Regions from separate parts of the Homo sapiens genome. Here region 1 is linked to region 2. A link is an interaction called in ENCODE POLR2A ChIA-PET data of the cell type or tissue named here. Cell type or tissue: K562. All regions are shown on one strand. Links, peaks and the distances in the headings refer to the core of each region. The heading gives the core; the rest is flanking DNA.

Region 1 (2,928 bases), core at 91-2,590, 58 kb before region 2:
TATTCACTCTATTTTTATAAATGTTTTTAAATTTCCATAAGAAGAAGTTATTTAAAATCCTATAAAGGCTCTTGTCTCAAATGTTTTTCTCTAAGTATAATTAAATAATAGATGAAATGCCTGGTATAGATCTTAGAAGCTACTGAACTGATTGACTGATTGAGACAGTGTCTCGCTTTGTTGCCCAGGCTGGAGTGCAGTGGCATGGCACAATCACAGCCTCGCAGCCTCGACCTACCAGGCTTAATCAATCCACCCAACTCAGCCTCCCTAATAGCTGGGACTACAGGCACATGCCACCACACTCGGCTAATTTTTGTATTTTTTGTAGAAACAGGGTTTCACCATGTTGCCCGTGCTGGTCTCCCTCTTTTTTTTTTTTTTTTTAAATACGGAGTCTCGCTCTGTCGCCAGGCTGGAAGCAGTGGCGCAATCTCGGCTCACTACAACCTCTGACTCCTGTGTTCAAGCGATTCTCCTGCCTCAGCCTCCTGAGTAGCGGGGATTACAGGCATGTGCCACCACGCCCAGCTAATTTTTGTATTTTTAGTAGAGACAGGGTTTCATCATGTTGGCCAGGATGGTCTCAAACTCCTGACCTTGTGATCCACCCGCCTCGGCCTCCCAAAGTGCTGGGATTACAGGCGCGAGCCACCACGCCTGTCCCTGTGCTGGTATCAAACTCCTGAGCTCAAGTGATACACCAGCCTCGGCCTCCCACAGTGCTGGGATTACAGGCATGAGCCACTACACCTAACCAGGAGCTACTGATTTTAAATCCAGCAGAGACATTAACTCAACATGTAACCATAATTAATTTCCAAGTTTTATTTTTCTTACCAAACAATTATGTTAACAATTTAAAACCACTAGGAGAAATCTAAAAAGGAAAGGGTCTGCTACTTTGCAACTATCAACCAATGACATGTAAAAGATCAATATATAATAAGGCATCAGTGGTATTCTGTATTTACAAATCAAGGAAAGAAAGCCTAGTCTTCTCAATTAATAAATCAAAATATTTTAGCAATTCACAACACCAAAATTTCCATTTTTTAATTCTCCAATTAGGTCCATGAGACTAGAGAGCAGTCTAATAAATTAATGCTTATTTTAGTTAAGTAACATGCCTGCCTCTTCCTCAACTTTGCCTCTATCTCACCCCAACCAGAAAATACAGCAATTTCTGAGGTAAAAAGGTATTTTTCTATTCTCTCTCTTAGTCCAGATATAAAGTATTTTACAAATATTCAGTTACTGTGCAAGTGATTTTAAGCTATCCATTCTCCAAATTCCAGCTGAGGGCCCAAAGTAGGGGGTATCCCCACAAACTGTTAAAGCTTAAGGTTTTGATAATAGCTCAGTATCTCCCTGTTTAAAAACTAATAATTACAACAGTGTTTTGTTTTTAAGAGAAATAGAAATAAAACAGTGGTGGCTTGAAGGGAAGGATGAATAACAGGCAGGGGACGGAAAGAGACCATCAAGAGGGTAAGCAGAGAAGCAGGAGAGGAAAGGCAACACAGGGAGTCTGGGCAATCACCGGCGGCATCTCTACACAGGAGCACCACCGGCTGGACAGGGTCCTGCAGAGCTGAAATGGGACTGCACCCCCGTCACATACAGCACCACTTTTTACAAATTAAGCAGGGACAAACTGATTTTCAAAATTGTATAATTCTTTAACTCAACCCCCAAACGCTTGTAGAATCTCTTTCTAACACATATTTATCAAAATGAAATATACTTCTAAAGTTTCCACAATTCCATTCAACCAACGGAAACAACTTTTACAGATTCTGCAAAGAGCTAAAGTAAAGAAAACTTAATACTATATATTTGCTATGCTAATTTTAAAACTATAATGCTTTACCTACTGGTCACTCTATTGCAAAGTAAGATTACAATTATTTAATTGAAAGATAACTATACAACCCATTATAAAATTGCTTAGTTTTAAAAATATTTGTCGAGCCAAAGTACACCACTTTATTTTTTAAAAAACTCGTTGGAATTTCTCCTCAGAAATGAGATACAATGTTTTAGGAACAGGGACAAAATAAAATATACACCAATTCACCTATAGTAAACACACCTATTCACCTACTAGACCTTTATCAAATGGTACAGCTGGGTTAGTGAGAACAAAAAGTTAATAGGAGCCATTATGCTACTTTAACTTAAATTCTTGCTAAGGGTAACATATACCATATTCAGAATGTTTTGGTAAGCTATTACAAATACATTTGTTGAATCACAGAAAAAAACATATCAAGGATCAAAGACCAAAAACGTTCAGATCCTGATCAGTAGTGAATGAACAAAGTTAATTATATTTTACACTTAATGATCTTTCCCCTTACCTCATTTACTGGTTTCACTTATAAGATAGAGACATTCGTAAGACAGATACATATATACATTCTAATGGATATATTAACTCAATTATTTACCCCAAAACTCCTCAAATCTGAGGAGATCATTGTACCTTTTCTCATAATCAACTTGTTCTCAGGCTCAGTTTCTAGGCTCAACATAGGTAGCTTATGACAATTAAATATAGAAAGAAAATAACAACTACCATAAGAAAACATCAGGCACCAAATGAGAGGAAATTTCACAAAGGCAAAATGCCCAAAATCAGAAAGCAAATAAACTGTGCCCATCATTATTAGAAAGCATTTGTATGCCACTTTTATATCTCTGGGGTTCTACAATTGTTTCCACTAGTTGTTACACCCAAGCATGAGTTCTCAAGGGTTAAATACACATAATTTGCCAGACCCAATGGACTGACCAGCTGATGAGTATTTAAGACTTGAGAGTTACAATGCCTAGTCTACTACTGACTTGATTCTAAGAGACCTACTATAAACTGCATCAATATCTTGGTGCTGGTCTCACCAGCTGTTGAGAAAAAAAAAGAAA
Region 2 (2,928 bases), core at 260-2,759:
TTTGTTAAAACTCTTTGAACTGTACAGTTAAAATGGGTGAATTTTATTGTGTGTAAATTACAGCTCAATAAAGCTGATTAAAAGAAAGCAGCAACAACAACAAAACCGAGTCCAGATTGCAAAAGAAGAACCCTCAGGACAGAGGAGTAAGCCGGGAGGAATGCACTCACCCTTGGCAGGTGTTTTCAAGGAAGTGGGGGTGGGGTTCTTCTGTCTCTCTTCCCCACCCTTCCCCACCCAGAGAGTCTGATTCTGATATGTGCCACTCCCCACTCCTCAACTCACTGCTAAAGAAGAGACAAGCTCCCTCAGGGTGAATCAGACCCAGGTGCAGGGCTTGAGGCTGGGAGATAAGGCAGATTCCAGACACACCTGGTGTACCCCCCTCTACCCAGCAGCCCTGAGTCTGGAGGTGCCTTGTGGACATCTCTACTTGTTGGGGTGCATGGAAAAGGCTGTAGCATGTTGAGATCCAGGCAACTTTGTTACAGAACTCTCCCTGGCAGAACTTTACAAAAGTTGGGAGGGGGTGGTCCTCACTGCCTGTACAAACGGGCAGAGGTTGAAACCAAGGCAACTTGTGGACTGAAACTGCCTCTGCAAGGGGTGAGCTAAGCTCCTGGCATGACCAGCAACAACATGATAGCTCAAAGAGGCAGCAGCACTTGTGGCTGCAGATGCCAGCAGGTGCAGGTGGCATGGCAGGAATGGCTCCTTGGAGGCTGCCAGGGAGACCAGGGGATGTGGAATCTGGTCTCAGGGGACATGACTGAATGTCTCCCTCCACCTGCTGGCAGCAGTGCAGAGCAATGGCAGGGACAAACTTACGGAAACTTCTAGAGGAACCTTGGCAGTGTGAGAGCGCGGGAAATTTGTAAAAGACTAGACCTGCTGCCAGCCAAGCCGATGAGGGTTCAGAGTCTTGGGAGTTGAGGTATTTATGTAACATAAGCTCATTCGTTCTTTGATGAATCTTTGTTGCCGGCTTACAATGTGCCGGATGCTATTTTAGTCACTGGACATAAAGCAGGGGCAAAACAGAAAAATCCCTGCTATCAGGGGACTCACCTTCTATGACAGTTACAGCCTATCATTCCACCTGGAGGCAAGTACTTTGAAGAAAGACAAAAACAGGGAGGGGAGAAGCACTGTAGCTGGGGTGGTCAGGGCTCCTCTGCGGAGGTAACACTTGAGCCCTTTGTACCCATGGGTTGGGGAGACCTGAAACATATGAGTTATGGGATAAATTCCTAGCAGTGCAATTTCTGGGTCAAAAAGCATAAATATTTTAAGGCTTTTGATAAATATTGCTAAATTTTTCTCCAGAAAGTTTCCTAGGTTGTCTATTTAAAGAAGAGGGAGAAACGCCATGTTTTAGGGGTGCTCCAGAGAGTTAAAAAAGTAAATAAAAGTAAATGGGGAGAGGGGCGTCTCCTTTTCCAAGTGCTGTGTCGGAAGGGTTAGTTGAAGTCTACTTCCCACTCATGTCAGGCCTAAGATTTAGCTAGACATCCTAGTAGCTGAAACATGAGCCAGAAGCTCATCAGCTCATCAGCTCTATGCCGTTTTGGACAACTTGGCCTAAGGCTCTTAAGCCTCGGTTTTCTCATCTGTAAAAATGGGCGTTCTAATGATGCTTAGCTCAGAGGGTTGTATAAAGGTTAAACAAGATGATATATGTGAGGCTTTTCTCAGAGCACTCGGCACGCACACAGTAAGTGCTGTGATTTTTCTTCTGCAAAGTCAGCAGTACTTGGGACTCAGAAGCAGCTCCAGCACAGGAGCAGTGTGCTCCCACGTGGACACAGAGAGGGAGAGGCTTGCTCCACGCCTGCTTCTAGACTTCAGTCCCTGCAGCTCAATAGTTGCTGCTAAGATCTTCTACCTGGCCGAGGTTCCCTACCCAAGTATGAGTGAACCAGATGTTAAAAGACCTCAACATTAAAGGATCCCAAATGTGTATATGTGTGTGTATAATAAACTTATTTAGGCTGGGTGTGGTGGCTCAGGCCTATAATCCCCGCACTTTGGGAGGCTGAGACAGGCAGATCACTTGAGGCCAGGAGTTTGAGACCAGCTTGGGCAACATGGTGAAACCCCATCTCTACTAAAAATACAAAAATTAGCTGGGTGTGGTGTTCCCAGCTTCTCGAGAGGCTGAGGCTTGAGAATTGCTTGAACCCAGGAGGCAGAGGTTGCAGTGAGCCAAGATTGTACCAGCCTATATATATATATATAAAATATATATATAATATATATATTTAATATATATAATATATATATTTAATATATATAATATATATAATATATATATTTAATATATATAATATATATATAATATATATTATATATATATTTAATATATATAATATATATATAATATATATATTTAATATATATAATATATATTATATAAAAAATATATAATACATATATAAAATATATATATAATATATATATATATACACATATATAAAATATATATGTGGGCTGGGTGCAGTAGCTCACACCTGTAGTCCCAGCTATTTGGGAGGCTGAGGTGGGAGGATTGCTTGAGCCCAGGAGGTTGAGGCTACAGTGAGCTATGACTGCACCACTGCACTCCAGCCTGGGTGACAGAGTGAGCCCCTCTCTCTAAAGATACATAAATAAACAAAAATAAGGACGAGGACGAGAGGGGCAGATCACTTGAGGTCAGGAGTTCAAGACCAGCCTGGACAACATGATGAAACGCCGTCTCTGCTAGAAATACAAAAATTAGCCCAGCGTGGTGGTGGGCCCATGTCATCCCAGCTACTCGAGAGGCTGAGGCAGGAGAATTGCTTGAACCTGGGAGATGGAGGTTGCAGTGAGCTGTGATTGCACCACTGCACTTCAGCCTAGGCAACAGAGCAAGACCCTGTCTCAAAAAAAAAAAAAAAGTACATG

What was found. Peaks named below come from ENCODE experiments on the same cell type or tissue, not always from the same donor. Only the 100,000 strongest peaks of a DNase experiment are listed, where the experiment ranks them.
Region 1: POLR2A ChIA-PET joins it to region 2 with 5 read pairs; 2 of 35 experiments call an interaction of 5 or more read pairs at or near these places.

The regions. Positions count from the first base shown.
Region 1 is chr11:46,101,490-46,104,417 of GRCh38, forward strand. The region is part of intron 1 of PHF21A (PHD finger protein 21A); the gene reads right to left. Among named protein-coding and RNA genes, the nearest start is that of PHF21A, 18 kb to the right of the region's middle. In K562, for the core only: no CTCF peak of the experiment used is centred there; a DNase peak (open chromatin) is centred at 1,572.
Region 2 is chr11:46,159,635-46,162,562 of GRCh38, forward strand. No RefSeq gene overlaps it. Among named protein-coding and RNA genes, the nearest start is that of PHF21A, 40 kb to the left of the region's middle. In K562, for the core only: no CTCF peak of the experiment used is centred there; no DNase peak of the experiment used is centred there; H3K27me3 peaks cover 457 bases.